Linked DNA regions of Mus musculus: region 1 is linked to region 2. Evidence: chromatin loops called from intact Hi-C (ENCODE). Cell type or tissue: heart. All regions are shown on one strand. Each heading gives the region's core, and the rest is flanking DNA. Links, peaks and the distances in the headings are about the cores only.

Region 1 (7,842 bases), core at 2,435-6,434, 73 kb after region 2:
GCAGGGGAAGATGGAACTGTAGCTAGAATCTGGGAGCTGTCCACAGAGCAGAAGATGGAGGTGTGGCAAGATGTAGGGGAAAAGAGGAATGGGAAGGGGAGGAAGAGAAGGGAGGAAGGGAAAGACAAGGGAGGGAAAGAAGAGGAGCAAGAGGAAGGCAGACGGACAGGAAGGATGCATGGAGGGGATAGGAAAGTTAAGTAGGGAGAGCAGCTTCCTCCTGTGAGTCTAGCACTTCCACTCCACTGGAAACCAATGAAGGGTAGGCACTTCCAGGCATGGTGGCTGTGGCAGTGTTCAGTGTGGAGCCACCTGAAGGAATAGTTAAGGAGAGAGAGTTAAGGACCGGCAGGTGCTGTAGGGGAGTGAGGACCAGGACCAGAGCCCCATCTCAGGGCTGGGCCTCCAGGGACCCATTGGTGGCGATTCAGGGCTATGCAGACCTGAGAAATGAGGTTCCCAGCCTTGGATGCTGTTTTGTCCCATTGCTGTCTTGGACAGAGATAATACCTGTGACACCGGGATAGACAGCTGCTTCAGGTTCACCCATGAGTGGGGTAGGTCTTGGAACCACCTCCTCTGTGTTCTCTCTGTAAAAGGAGCTGTTCACCCATCCAACAGAGTCAAGTGGTCCCCTCCATGTGCAAGTGTGTCTGCCAGGCAAGATGACCCAGAGCAAAGGCTTTAGTAGGCTGAATAGCCACCTTCCCCATGGATGACCAGAGCTAAAACCTGGTGTGTGTATAGCAACGCTCTATGCTGGAAAGATCTCTAGGTCCCAAGAGTACCATTACCAAAGAGGGCAGGAAATCTAAAGCCATAAACTGGGGAAAGGTAAGGACAGGGCTCCTGGAGTTGTACAGCTGTGTCTCAGATTGGTGACCCTGGACCAGGAGATTGGGGGTGGGGATAGGGTTTGAGAACCCACTGATTCATCCCAAAATAGTGAGTGAAGGAGACTTGCCTGGTGTGTGTCACCAGTCCAATGGTGGCTCAAGTGGCAGTTGGCTCAGCAGTACCAGAAATGGGGAGGATCACTGTTAGTGTTGAAGTACAGCAGAATGCAGCCAGCGAGTGTGGGAAACCCAGCACTTAGTTGTGAAAAAAGCCAGATTCCTGTTACTAAAGCCAGTGGGGCTAGGAGCTATTGTTCAGCCATAATGTGACCTTATTCGTACTCAGCCTTGGAAAACCTGACACACTGGCTACACGTACAGCTGCAAGATCTAGCAAAAATTAATTGGAAAACCAATTCGATTAACATGACTGACCAAATAAATTCATACAATGTACTGTGACCTTGTCTCAGGCTTCAGTTTCTGGCTCCAGAGAAGAACTGGTATTTAATGGCCCCTGCCAAGGGATTGAACAATGTGACCCCTGGGTATCAGGTATGATGTTATAGGGGTCTTATCTGTAACAAGTAGGTCACAGGTGGTTATCAGGTGCATAGCTGGTCTTCCCAGTTGGTGAGGATCCAGACCCTGTGCAGTTTGATGCTCAGTCACGTTGGTGCTTAATTGTCTGTGAAGCCACTGGGTCTCAAAGGCCCCACACACTTGGACTCAGTCCCTTTCAGCCTGCTCTTCCATCCTCCCCACCGTGACACTGGCTCTGTGTCCATGAGAGGCCCAATTCAAGAGACCTGTTGACTACACATCCTCTACTGGTGATGCTCCCTTCTGGGTCTAGTTATGGTGTAAATGTATCTCTCTTTACAGGGAACTCCTCCTCACCTACCAGCACACTTGACAGGCATTTCCCTATAGGCTTAGGTCCAAGTCACCCCTTTTTCCTAAGTTCCAAGGCCTGACCTGGATGTGGAAGGCTGATCAGGGACATCCTTGTCCCTTAACAGACATTTTTCGGTTAACCCCAGCTAACTGGTGGGTGGGTCCTATCCCCTTGGCTCCCAGAGGATTTGACTGGAGAGCACCTATTCATAAACTGCATTCAGTCAGCCCTGTTAGAGTCCCCTCCCTGTAGACCCTTTGAAGTTGGAGTCATTACAGTAACACAGTGAAGATGCCCTGGGCTTCTGAGAACACCCACATAGAAAATTCTACCCTACAGAAAGTTACTGTGAATAACCAGTAATTTCAAAGATGCTTGAAATGACTGTAGGCCCAGTAGCAGCTGCAGAGACTCAAAAGGATGTGAAAGGACTAGCTTGATATGTCAACGAGGAAAAGATAGGATGAGCTTTCTAGCCTGGGATGAAAAGAGTATCAACCAAGCAGGGGTAGACACATCCCTAAGGACCTATATGGAGATGCTATCTACAAAATCCTCCATGCTCCTCCGAGGGCCAGCTCCATTGGGGACAATATCCTTTGGGGGCAACAGAGTGGCTGACAAAGGGTACCGTGAGAATCCCATTCTGAGGACAGGGGACTAAAAGACTCATAAAGGTGTTGATTTTGAGGTACACACCCTGAAACTACTACTATAGTACCTCTCACCTTCTCAGCTGTGCTTCTTGGTAAGGCCAGGGCAGAGAGACCACAGGCACTGAAGGTGAGCAAGTGCCTGTCTCCTCTTCCCTTTGTGAACAGTGCTCTGTGTCGGGAGTGTGGTGATGGTGGTGGTGGTGGTGGTGGGGACATTCACTGTGAGATATAGCAGAAGTGAGGCCTTCTGTCCTTTGATGTCTGCAGAGGAGACTGGAAGGTGTCACTTCAAAGGAATGCTTGAGGGAGCAAGCCAGCAGCTCACCTTGAGGCCCCAGACCCTGCCTTTGTTCTGAGGCAGTCACCTGAGAAACAACCAAAACTTATCTGCACGGAGTGGGGGGTGGGAGGAGGAGGTGGGAGAGAGTGGGAGGGGTGTTGTACAGCACAGTCACACACACACACACACACACACACACACACACCCCACTCGCATGTGGTGCATGCACAATAGACTGATGTTCTTAGGCTTTGGGAAGGACTATCTCCAGCAGCTGGAAGCCCCTGCCATATTTTCAACAGGCCCCCCACCCCACCCCGCAGCCACTCTCGCCCTCGAAACAACGTTTCTTTCCCCCTGAAGGAGCAGCTGAGGCTTTGCTTTCTCTGGAGGCCACCAGGTACAATCAGTTGCTATAGAGTAAGGCAGGGACAGGTGCCAACACAGTGGCGCTTGGTAGGCTTGCCTGCACCTGCTGGACCAGAGGGTGAGAAACCTTTCAGAACCAAGCAGGCAAATGGACTTCTGGCATTCACGGAGGGTGGCATCAGGCCAGCATCTCTGGAGTGTTAAAGTCAATTTAACTGCAGAGGCTAGGTGTTTAAACCATTTTGACAAACACAGATGTAGTAGGTGGTTAATAGAGCTTAGAGCTGTTGCTATTTCCTCCCTGGGATGTCACTCTGGGGAACAGTCAGATATCAGAGGTACAGCCAGGGGCTGATGGAGGGTCTGGGGTATGGCGTCAGTGGCAGAAAGACATTTCTCACTACCCTGGAGGCTGAATGTTCACGGTCTGGCCTGGCTCTGTGTCTGGTTCCTGGTGAGAGCTCTTCCTTGCTTTTGCCTGGGTCTGTACAAGAAGTTTTCTGATTCCTTCTGATAGGGACAGTCAACTGTCTGGGTCAGACAGTTAGCATTTCATTTTACCTTAATTGGCCCCCTAAGGTCCCAGGGTTGGGGTTTCAATGCCTGAATTTAAGTGGGAGCATCCAGTCCACAAGGCTTTTACTCTGTGAACTTGAATAGAACATGTGTGTTTCCTCTAGTTTCTTAACTTGAATACACCCGGCTCTGAGCTCAGGACATTTTACAAAGACTTGCTAACCCCGTTGTCCCTAAACATCTCTCTAGCTCCGGGAATCCTGCATGAATTCTAGAAAGAGAGGCTCCTCAAGACCTACAGAGAGGGCTCAGCAGTAAAGAGCACTTGCTGCTCTTCCAGAAGACCTGGCTTCCATTCCCAGTGACCACACGGTGGGTCACAGCAGTCTGGAAGTCTAGTCTGAGGTCATCTAGTGCCCTCTTCTGGCCTTTTCAGGAACTACGTGAGCATGATGCAAAGCACCCAGACACATATAACAAATAAAATGAAATAAAGAAATAAGAGAGTGCCCTTGATAGGGGAATGGGGGCCGCAGATTCGGTGGCTAAGAACCAGGCCTATGAATGTAGACTCCTATGTTACATGGACACAAGACTTTGTCCTACAGTTCCCTCATGGCTGCAAGCTGCCCCTCCCACCAGCTCTGGTGTCTCTTCCAGAGAGCTCATACCAAAATCATGCTCTGGAGTCTAGCCACCTTCCCTGAACCATTGCCATGCCTTCCCTTCACAGATCCTGTGGCACTTTCTCCATCTAGGCTGGGGCTCCAAAGCCTGGCTTTCTTTCAAGGTAGGGTGAAGCCTGGAGATGTTCAAAGCAGACGCTTCTTAGCATCCATTCTCATAATTGTGATCCTGGGGAAGATAATAGATGCATGGTGTCAGGATGACATGGGGAAGCGCCAGCATCTTCAATCAAAATCAACAGGCATTTGTGCTTCCTGGGCAAATGCCACATGCCCACTCTTGAGTGGGACAAGAAAGACAGAGAGGGCTTACAAGTACCAGTGGTTCCTGAAAAGGAGAGAATAGGCTAATTAGGAGCCCATGTCTGCCCACCATCCTGGCTTTGCTTGAGGTGACTGCAATAGTACCCTGCCACCTTCCCATAGGCTAGTGTTTTCTAAACTTAAAAGGAGAATTACATCAGCAGCTTAAGCAGGAGGACACAGTGCTCTGGTACTTTAAAAGATGAAGGAGAAGCTGCTGTGGTCGGTGGGTCTCAGTTTGCCTGCCCTGTGCTTCTTCAAAGAGCCCCTCTCACTTGCCAGCGACACTTAGCTGCGGTAGGTATCCACAGGGGTTCTGGGGTCTGCGGTGTGAGCAATGGGACTGTGGGGTTCTGGTCTGAAGCCGGCAGCCCCTCTTGTTGTATATTATGGTCTAGTGTCCCTCTCCCCTGAAGAGATCCAGGCTGGAGCCTCGAGGATGACAGCATAGAGAAGTCGTTTGTCCTTCCTCAGGGGTCAGCAAGCAAAGCTGACTTTCCCATTGGGCTCTTTTGACTAGGAGGACCCTGGGGATTTTGAATAATTTAGGGACTATCTTCCTGTCTGAAGAACACGTAAGGACCCAAGCAATGAATTGTGGCAATACGAATAAGGTGAGGAGTTTTACAATCTAGGCCAGTGAGCAGGTCACACTCGCTACCTTGTCATGGTTATTTATGATATTTATGTCTTTGTCTCCTCTTAGGAGCTGATGTCATCAATTCCATCCTCCCAGGATGTCCTTATCTGACCTGCCATGGAAGCTCCTGGGGGCTCTAACTGTCGTCCTCCAGAGTCCCTCCAAGGCCCTCCCACTCCCTGAAGACTCTGCCTTTGGCTCAGCTGTGATCAGAGTTTCTCCCTTCCAGAAGATTCCCTCCTTCAGTCCTTCCTCCTTCACTGTTCCCTTCCCTCAGCCCTTCTGTTCTTGTCCTCCTGCACTCTGTCAACCTGTTTTTAGGAGAGGGTCCCTCCTGATGAGGGTCTTGATTCACAGCTGTCCTTGCTCCTAGGGCTGTTTCCATGGAAACCAGAAGCAAAGAGGTCATTCAAAGGAAAACCCAAGAGCAGACATCTGTGGAAACAGCCCCCATCCCTCGGCAGTTTAACAAGCGGGCTGCACCAGCGAGAGACTGTGCTCTTCCCGAGCTAGGCTGCAGCTGAAATAATCAAACTCCAGAGGACAGCATGGGGGAGATTTGCAGGGATGGCGTGGGGTGGGGCTAGGGTTGGGGGAGGTGGGAAGAGTCTTCAGCAACCAGTGCAACCCGGATGCATGTTACATTGTTATTCATTAGAGCCCTTTCCCATATCCTGTCTGCACTAAGTTCTCCAGCTTTAGCCTTGTTATTTCTCCTTCCGGTGAGAAAGAAGCCGGAGTGTTAGAGCCCAGGAAACAGAACTCCAAAGACCAAAGTTATGAGAGGCTGGGGGGAGGGGGGGTCGTCTTACACTCGCCCACACTCCCAAAGCTCAAGTCCCTCTGACCTTGTGCTTTTTATTATCTATTCAAGTGGCAGAATAGACTTGTCACATGCCTTGTCCTCTTCTGGTCCCACAGAGAATCATTTACAAACCACTGTCTACTTTATGACCCGTGAGACTCTGTCCTGGGCTGTTGTATATGCTCAACGCTCATTAGGTTCCCCCTAAAAGTCACATATGAGTCATCTCAAAATTGTCTACACTCTCTCCTCCCCAACAGGAGTGGGGTGTGCCTTTTTTTGCACCCCACTGAGCTGGTGGGTGGCCACGCACTTGTGACTTTCTGTGTTCTGGTTTTTCCGTGTTTGCACATTCACAGATCTGTATACTTTTTCTCCGGTTTCGTTTGTCTTTGTCAGTTTGTTCAGGAGAAGGTCCAGATGATAGAGGGGAAAATGTCCTTTTGCTACACGGGGTCAGACACAGGGGAGGGGAGGGGAGGGGAGGGGAGGGGAGGGGAGGGGAGGGGAGGGGAGGGGAGGGGAGGGGAGGCAGATTTCTTTGACTTTGGGTGAGAAGCATAATTAGCCAGTTTCCCCCTTAGAGCTTGTGGGGAAGAGGAACGCGGAGTGTTATTTCAAGGCCTTTTGTGCAGAGACCTGATGAAGGGATGACTCTATAAAGCTGGTGGAGTTGAGGCTGGAAACTGGCCTGCCGCAGGACCTTGCTTTGCAGGACCTTGCTTTTGGAGAACAGTGAGACTCGTAGACACTTGAACATCGCCAGCATTTCCCAAAGTGATACTGTGAAATATCTCAGCACTTTTCAGCCTGATTCCTGCCAAGTAATTCCTAAAACCCCTGGAATCACGATAGTGGTGAGCTGTACATGCATACTAATGAAATGACTGGTGGTGGACAGATCTAGGTGGCTTCTGTGGCGGGGCTGCTCAGAACAGAAGTGAAGAGCTGGGTCTCTCAGACCCATTCTCAAACTTCTGGCAAGTAAGGGCGGAGGGCCGGGCTAATCACCGGTGATCAATGAGTTAATCAATCATGCTTTTGTAAGGAAGCCGCCATAGCCCCCCACCCTCCACCCCAGAGGGCAGGGCCTGGGCCTTTCATAGAGCTTAGAGCACGCAGGGTCCCTGAGGACAAGGTGCCCAGAAAGGGCACGGCAGCCCTGCACTCCTACCTTCCAACTTTATCTTGGGAATTTTTTCATCTGTTCTGTGGATGTTTGTAGTATCTTATGTGAAATCTGTAAACTCCTTTTTTTTTTTTTTTTGAGCCCTTCTCTAACAAATTATTTGAACCTGAGGAGTGAGTTGGAAGAACCCCAGTTTAGAACTCTGGGGTTGGAAGCTTAGATGGGACAGCCAGGGCTGGTGGCTGAAGGAGGTAGAGAGTTTTGGGGGACCCAGTCCTCAGCCTATGGTATCTGATGCTACCTCAGAGTAGTGTCAGAGCTGTAGTGAGTCAGAGGGCACACAGTTGATGCCATTGAGGACAGACAGACAGACAGACAGACAGACACACACACACACACACACACAGAGAGAGAGAGAGAGAGAGAGAGAGAGAGAGAGAGAATTAAATGATCTATGTTGATTGCTGAATGAATGTAGGTGCATACCAGGTCTCTGTGCCCTCGTCCAATGTCTCTACTCAAGATCCTCTTGGATGTCCCCAGAGGCCCCGAGCTACCCCAGATAGGTACTCTGCACCCCAACAGAGGTCAACATAACCTAACCCGGACCTGGTTTGGATACTTTTCTCATCTAGTTCACCTTATTTACCTCTTCTGTGCTGCAGAGCCGAAAGTGCCAGCGCTTGTGTACCAAGCCAGTGTCTTCTGATATAGGCAGTGGGAA
Region 2 (7,842 bases), core at 1,530-5,529:
ACTGCCTTGCCCAAACATGCAGTAAAACTGCATGTGTATTCCTTGTGATCCGGATCTGTCAGCCTATCTGTGACCACCTGAGCTTGTGCCTGGAGTGTGTGTGATTCTGATTGGATGAGGTGGTGTGGGGCGAGGTGAGGTCAGTTGCTGCAAGAAGGACAGTAAAGAAGAAGCTGCTGGGGAGAGAGTTGTAAGAGAAAAAAGCCGCAAGTAAAGAAGCTGCTGTGTGAACCCTCCTTGGTGCCCATGTCGTTCTTGTCTCTGTGGGCCGGAGATTGCTACGGTCAGCTGGTGTTAAATAATGAATATTGGGCTGAATGGCTGGACCCTTTAAACTCCTTGTTGCATTTAAGTTGATGTAGCAGAGAGATTCAAAGATACATGGCTTGGCTTAGAAAAGATAGCGCTTTGTTTCCTCTGTTGGTAATTGGGGCTCTTTGCTGTCTTCAACATGGAGTCTTCTTTCCTGCCTCCAGGGGCTGCTGGTCCAGGGCTCCCTAGCTCCTGACTAGCAGGAAGATGAGAAAGAAGGGAGAGGAAAGCAGTCTTTTTGGCTCACATCTTGGAAAGTGGATGAATTATTTCCATTCATTTTGCCTGGGCAACCCAGGCTGGGAAATAGCCTCCTCCTGGCTGGTTAGACACCAATTCCATCCTTGGTGGGTTTTCTCACCTCCTGGGAGAAGTGAGCAAAAATCCAAAGACATTTGACAAGCTCTTCTGACTCTAAATGTTGCCCTAGTAATGTGGGGTCTTCCTGTGTGCTGGGTGTTAGAAGGTTTTCCATGTTTGCAGGGCATGGCTGCAGAGATCATCACTTTTTCAAGTTACAGCAGCAGGAACAGAAGGCTCAGGGAGGTTAAACAGTCTCCATTCACTCGGTGAGCGGTAGGTCTGGGGTTTGGTGCAGGCAGGACTAGCTGAAAATGCCTTCTTCTAAGCAACAGTACCATGGCTCCTTGAGACAGAAATGGGGTTGACTCAATGTTACACAGTTTTCTGGAGGTCAATACTGATGAAAGTCAAGGGCACTGGCAGGAGGAGGGGTCTTTGGGTGGCAAAGCCTCTTGGGCCTCACATTTCTGAGGTCACAGTAAAGGGTCATTTTTTAAAAACACACTTTGTTGTGTGGAGGGAGCTCTTTTACTGCATTAAGTTTTATAAAAGTAATGATTTCTAGGTTAGAGAAAGTCAATGAAGTCCTGCTTTGATTAAAAAGTTGAATTAAGACAATTCATAAGCAGAGGAGTGAGAGGCCTTGATTATATTTGAGACACCGTGTCTGGTATCTGGTGGACATATTGGCACCCCATATGACATTTAACTTGAGAAAGAATTGTCTTTAACTAAAAGCATTTATATTTATGTGTATGTGCAGCACCTGTGGAATCTAGAAGAGGGCACTGGATCTCCTGGAACTAGGGTTATAGGTGGTTGCGAGCTACAGAGTGTGAGTTGGAAATTGAACCTGGGTCCTCTGCAAGAGCAGCTACCACCCAGAACTGCTGAACCATCTCTCTGGCCCCGAAAAAGATCATCTTGATAGTAGTCTGAATCTTTTGGGTAATGTTACAGTTAATTTTTATTATTTCTGAATTATTTTAAATAACAAAAATATAGACAAAAGACATTGTGGTTTATGTTTTGTTTGCTGGGATCAGTAATCTCGAGGGATGTCACCTGCTCATATGGTGAGGACACTCTTGCAGTCCCACGGAGAGGCAAGAGTGAAGCCTTCTCTACCAGCACCTGTTAAAGGCACCATCTTGGAAGTGTCCAGCCTTAGTCAAACTTAGATGACTTCATATATATCTTGTCTGCAACTTTGGGAAAGACATCAACTAGAACCACACACCTGAGCTGCACTCTAGTTGGATTCCCCCACGTGCGGGCTGAGATGGCATTGGTTTAGCCCATTAAGTTCTGAGGTAAATTCTTAGTAATAAATAATACAGTTATTGTCTATTCCTAATCTACACTTTCTGAAGGAACTCCATTTTATAAACATCCAGCCTGCCAGAGGTTGCGTCATTGCTCTAGTCCTGTGGTAGGCAGCCTGCCGGCCCCCTTGCAGATGCTCCCATCTAACTATGATGAACATGTTAGGTTACCCAAGGCAAGGAAGGGGATGAAAGGTTACACATGGTTTTAAAACAAGTTATTCTGAATTTCTCCAGGTGGGTCTGTTCTAACCCCAAAGATCCTCAAAGGAGAGGTAGAGGAAATAAAGTCAGAACGTTGGCTTTGAAGGTCAAATGGAGCCTTTGAAGGTCAGGTCTTAGAGGTTGGAGAGGTGAAGAAATGGACTCTCTCCACCTCTAAAAGGGACTGCATCTCAGAGTTAAAGTCAACCACCAGAACTGGAAAGTGGCAAGGATGTACCGGTTTAAGCCAGTGAGGTTGTGATGTATCATAAGATGAGATGATCAAATCATACAACCAGAAAATGGCAGAGCAGGGAACCAAGTTCAGTATGTCTGACCCAAAGCCATCTTTCGCTCTACAGAGATCCCAAACCCTCACTTTTCCCCCTGACTCTATCCCTGAACCTCAGCCATGGTAGACTCTTACCTTTCCTAGGGTATAGTTTTTTGGTTTTGTTGTTTGTTTGTTTTAAAGATTTATTTATTTATTTAATGTATGTGAGTACATTGTCACTGTTTTCAGACACACCAAAAGAGGGTATCAGATCCCCATTACAAGTGGTTGTGAGCCAACATGTGGTTGCTGGGAATTGAACTCAGAACCTCTGAAACAGTAGTGAGTGCGCTTAACCACTGAGCCCTCTCTCCAGCCCCTGGGTTATAGTTTTTATCATGAAGTTTTTGAATGTTTGTCCTGTACAAGCAATTTGAACATATCCTATAAAAATGGGATAGAGATGCTAATGGGCATGAGAAGTTTTTTGAGCATGTGGAGGTTGTCATCTAGTAGGAGAAGACAGACTGGACCCCACAATGATTGCCACAGTTACTATTACCCTGTGTCACAATCGAAGCTTGACTGAGCAGTTCCAGGCAATGTACAAGACAACAGAACTGATGGCTGGGATTAGACCCACAGTTGGAGGAAAGTCCCACCTGTCCTTATTTGTGTTACAACAATTGTGTCCTCAGAAGGGTCACAGCCAGGAAAGGAACAGAAAGGACTCTTGGGTTGGGAATAAAAGAACTTGAAAGACTACAGTCATCTCCAGATATCTAAAAGTTCAGGTCATTAAAGAAAACACTTGGTACAAGGAGAGATGTTTATGGCAGGCCATAAGTAGGGAAATTAAGATGCTGAACAATTTGCCTTATGAGTAAGTACCACCCCTTGATTTAGTAAAAACCTCCATCAGGAAAGGGAAAACTATATTAAAGGTATGGAGTGGCCAGACTTAGCAAATGAACACACAAAAAGGCACTTAAACTTGCATTTTACATCATTTATAAAATAATTGCTCCATGCAATTTGCTTTTATGGCTCTTAAATCCAAATTTAACTGTATGCCCTTAATTTTTATTTGACAAAATTGATATAAGATTTTCTTTGTGTTTTGAAAAAAATAAGTGTATGGTATTTTAATTTTTAGAATTTGTAATATACATAATACAGAAATTGTACATATTTCTCAACTCACATGAAGCACATTTCTTTTGAAAAGGGAAAAGAGAAAGGACTTCAAGTCTATCTAAAGAAGAATCAGATGTCCTCTGCCGAGTTAGGGAAACCAAAAGAGACCGCTACCACTAGGGGGCACTGCATGGCTGCAGGTTAGAAGACCAGAGGCACTGTAGCCCGTTCTTTGATCTAGGTTTACCCTGGGAATTCCCTAGGGGCGGGACTGGTGTATGCAAACTTGGAACTCTCTTCAAAGTTTGTCCTCTGCTTTTGTCTTCAAAGCTTCAGGACCGTTGTTTTTTTTTTTTTTTTGGCTAGAGGAGTGCGTGGGGTTGGAAGAGAGAGGTCAGCCTATTGTTGCCTGGGGGTTTCATTCCTACGTGTATCTCTTTTCCTTTTCATTCTTCCTGGGGACCCAGTTCCAGTCTTGGAAGCCTCAACTCTCAGCTGACTCCAAAGATCCGAAAGGGATGGCGATTCTTGCCCTCAGGGAAGAGAGGAGGGAGACAAGATAGGAGGGAGACAAGATAGAAGGGAGAGAGTGCAGAGTAGGTGTGAAGTCATTGTTACTTTCCTATAACACTTGAGTTTGTGCCCTTACCTTTGGCCTTGTGTGTCCTGAGTAAGAGCTGTTCAGCGAATATTTTTAATTCATCCGACACTAGGAGGCCCCTAGTGAGTTGTGGCCTCACCTGGGGCTTAGCAGGGGGTGCAGTTTAAAAAGCTCCGAATGATGTCCAAAGCTTCCGAATTCTAGAAGAAAGGAAGGCAAGTTACCCAGTTCACAGCTATTATCCATCTTTCTTGGGGCAGTGATGCCTGCCAAAGGGAGAGGCCAGGTGCTGGCACAGAGATCCATTCCTACTCCCAGGCACACACTACAACCCTGGACTGCTTTGGGGAGGGGTTGTGAGGGTTTTGGGAGATGCAGTTGGAGGTGCCTGAGGAGCTGGGAGGATGGGGGGTGGTGGTGGAGGAATTATGATATAGATCCAGGAATCCACAGAATGAAAGAATCTATGGATGAGAGAACAATTGCCCAGGAAGGAAGAGCTGTGTTTGGGGGACATTTTAATCAGTCAGGGAAGAGTCTCAGCCTGGAAGACCAGAAAACAGAGAGGACAAAGAGGTGATTTAGCTCGGTGTTAATTTTTCACCATAATTCCTTTTGTGCAAAGGGATCGAGTGGTCTCTGAATGAATCCCTTGGAGTAGTAAGACTACAGGTGTGGACTTCATCTCCTGTCCCTTTTCTTCACCTGGTGACTTGAACCCAGCACCTGCTCTGCTCTGTGGCCCAAAGAGTTGTAAAGGGCTCATCCACAAACATGGCATGCTGTGAATTCCTCCCCACAGTGTAGGGAAGCTACAAAATCTTGGCGTGGAGGAGAAAGAGAGAAAGATCTCTTTAGCATGTTTTTTCCTCGCTATTTCCCATCCATACCACAAACTAGACCCGCCCAAGGTGCAGGAGCCCCGCTTGCAGTGTGCGATGGTTAGTTGGTTTTTCTCTGAACCATGGAGGTGCCAGCTCCCTTGCTTTATGCTTTAAACCTTACAGGATGACGTTGACCACAGGCATTTTAGCTTCTGGTATTGATTTTTGTGGCTTTCATTCCCTAGGCATCATGGACAGAACAGGCCCAAATCTGGCATACAAAAGTCATCATGTGGCCCGCTCAGGAATCATTGTGAAAGGATCATTTGCATAAGACTCAAGCAGGTTGGACAAGCAAAACCAATGCCCGAAGCTGTAAGTTCCACGAAAAGCGGGCCATTTGAGTTCTGGGTTAATGAACAAAGTACTTTAGTGCAGGAGATGTGGGAACAGCCATCGAAGAGAGGACCATTTGCATAGATGGAGTCCACCAGCATTTCCCAGAATGCTTTGTGTTTTCTTCAGTGGTGAGAACCTGTGGCAGGGCTGGGTTTCTCAGTGTAGTCCCAGAATGAATGGTCCTTGCCACAAGACGCCATCACCAAGTCAGAAAGCCAGCAAGCTTAACCACTGCCTCCCATGCTAGGTGGTTTGATAACACAGTCTCATGTCCACATTATAATTCTTGGGAAGGTGACCTTATTTGGAAACAGGGTCTGTGCAAATATCAAAAAAAGCCTCGAGAGGAAATGATTGGTAGGACCATCATCTGGATGAACCCCCAATCCAAAGAGATGTGTCTTTCTCAAAGAGGTTCGGAGGAGGGAGGGACACAAAGGAAGAGATGTAGGCAAAGGCAGAGATTGGAACGTTACAGTTACAAGCCAAGGTCACTGGAAGCCCTCGGCTGGAAGAGACAAGACCTGGCTGTTGAGGGAATGTGGCCTTGCCGACACCTTCCTTCAGTTTGAGGTTCTATTCTACAGAGATGAAAGTTTTTGTTTTAAGTTACCGAGTTTGTGGTCTTGTGTTGCAGAAGCCCCAAGCGGTGAGCACACCACCCACGCACGTTGTCTGATTCCTGAGGTGTTCGCTGTATCCTTCCCCCTCCTTTCTTCCATATATGGCCTGTTTTGCCCCTCCTTTGTGGTATCAGCCTGGAAGGGAAATTTCATCCCATTGCTACATTTCCCACACAACACATTTCTTGCATCGAGAATTTCTTAGTGTTGGAGATTGGCGTTTGGAGAGAAGGTTCCATTCTCCAGCATGATCCCTGAGATATCTTTTCCTTGATCAAATATGAATGGCATGAACCACTTTGAACCTTTGCAGGGCTGATCAGATACCTGGGCACTAGCAAACCCCCAAAGACTTGTGCTTGGGTGAGTCTGCGCACACACAGGCTTCTCGTTCACGTCCCCTCCACACACACCATGCTGTCAGCAGAGAGACTGCAGAGCCTGGTCAACAACAGCCTCCTGCCAGAATTGCCCTTCAACAAGGAAGAACGGGGACTTGAGATGAATCTGAGCATAACTTCCTGAGAAGAGTAGTCATTTCTAGAAGAAGAATAAGACAGGTTCCTCAGTGGTTAAGAGCACTGGCTGTTCTTCGGGAGGTCCTGAGTTCAATTCCCAGCATGCAACTCTCGGCTGTCTATAATTGCAGACTTATGAATTCTGTTGCCTTTTCCTAATGTACAGGTATACATGCAGATAAAATACCCATATACATACATAAATAAATGTAAAAAAAAAGACAAGATCCTGCCATACATAGCTTTTATGGTCACTAGTTCATGAACAGTTCACATACCCATAGCAATAGTGTGAGCTACTCCAGTATGTGTTCATTGGCCTGCATAGACATCCTTCTGCCTGCTCTCCTGTGTGTCTCCTCTAGAACTTCCTAAAGAAAGTTATCATTATTTGGTCAGTTTTATAAGCTAGGTCCCTGAAATTATTCATCAGTACTTTATCATTCCCAAATCTACCCCATTTACACACACACACACACACACACACACACACACACACACACACGAACAAAAACAACCTTTGGAGATTACTTTCCTGTTTGTTTTTGTTCGGTTTTCCCTTGTATCTTAGTTAGGGTTTTACTGCTGTGAACAGACACCATGACCAAGGCAACTCTTTAATAAGACAACATTTAACTGGGGCTGGCTTACAGGTTCAGAGGTTCAGTCCATTATTGTCAAGGCAAGAGCATAGCAGCATCCAGGCAGGCATGGTGCAGGCTGAGCTGAGAGTTCTTTTTTTTTTTTTTTTTTTTTTTTTTTTTTTTTTTTTTTTTTTTTCTTTTTTTTTTTTTTTTTTTTTTTTTTTTTTTTTTTTTTTTTTTATTAGGTATTTCGCTCATTTACATTTGCAATGCTATACCAAAAGTCCCCCATAGCCACCCACCCCTTCTCCCCTACCCACCCACTCCCCTTTTATGGCCCTGGCGTTCCCCTGTACTGGGGCATATAAAGTTTGCGTGTCCAATGGGCCTCTCTTTCCAGTGATGGCCGACTAGGCCATCTTTTGATGCATATGCAGCTAGAGTCAAGAGCTCCGGGGTACTGGTTAGTTCATAATGTTGTTCCACCTATAGGGTTGCAGATCCCTTTAGCTTCTTTGGTACTTTCTCTAGCTCCTTCATTGGGGGCCATGTGATCCATCCAATAGCCGACTGTGAGCATCCACTTCTATGTTTGCTAGGCCCAGGCATACTCTGACAAGAGACATGAGCTGAGAGTTCTACATCTTCATCTGAAGGCTGCTAGCAGGATACTGGCTCCCAGGCAGCTGGGATGAGGGTCTTAAAGCCCACACTCACAGTGACACACCTACCACAACA

The links. Hi-C counts contacts between places; a loop is a spot of excess contacts. Peaks named below come from ENCODE experiments on the same cell type or tissue, not always from the same donor. Only the 100,000 strongest peaks of a DNase experiment are listed, where the experiment ranks them.
Region 1: it touches region 2 in a loop (4-fold over the local background); 35 of 42 quality-filtered maps call a loop at or near these places.

What each region holds. Positions count from the first base shown.
Region 1 is chr1:85,931,774-85,939,615 of GRCm38, reverse strand. Gpr55 (G protein-coupled receptor 55) reads left to right here. Exons shown (of 2, transcript NM_001033290.2): 2 at 1-79. Among named protein-coding and RNA genes, the nearest start is that of 4933407L21Rik, 7.2 kb to the right of the region's middle. In heart, for the core only: a CTCF peak has its summit at 3,992 (motif pointing left); no DNase peak of the experiment used is centred there; H3K4me3 peaks cover 743 bases; H3K27ac peaks cover 1,497 bases.
Region 2 is chr1:86,003,936-86,011,777 of GRCm38, reverse strand. No RefSeq gene overlaps it. Among named protein-coding and RNA genes, the nearest start is that of Spata3, 14 kb to the left of the region's middle. In heart, for the core only: a CTCF peak has its summit at 3,727 (motif pointing right); a DNase peak (open chromatin) is centred at 3,777; H3K4me3 peaks cover 408 bases; H3K27me3 peaks cover 345 bases.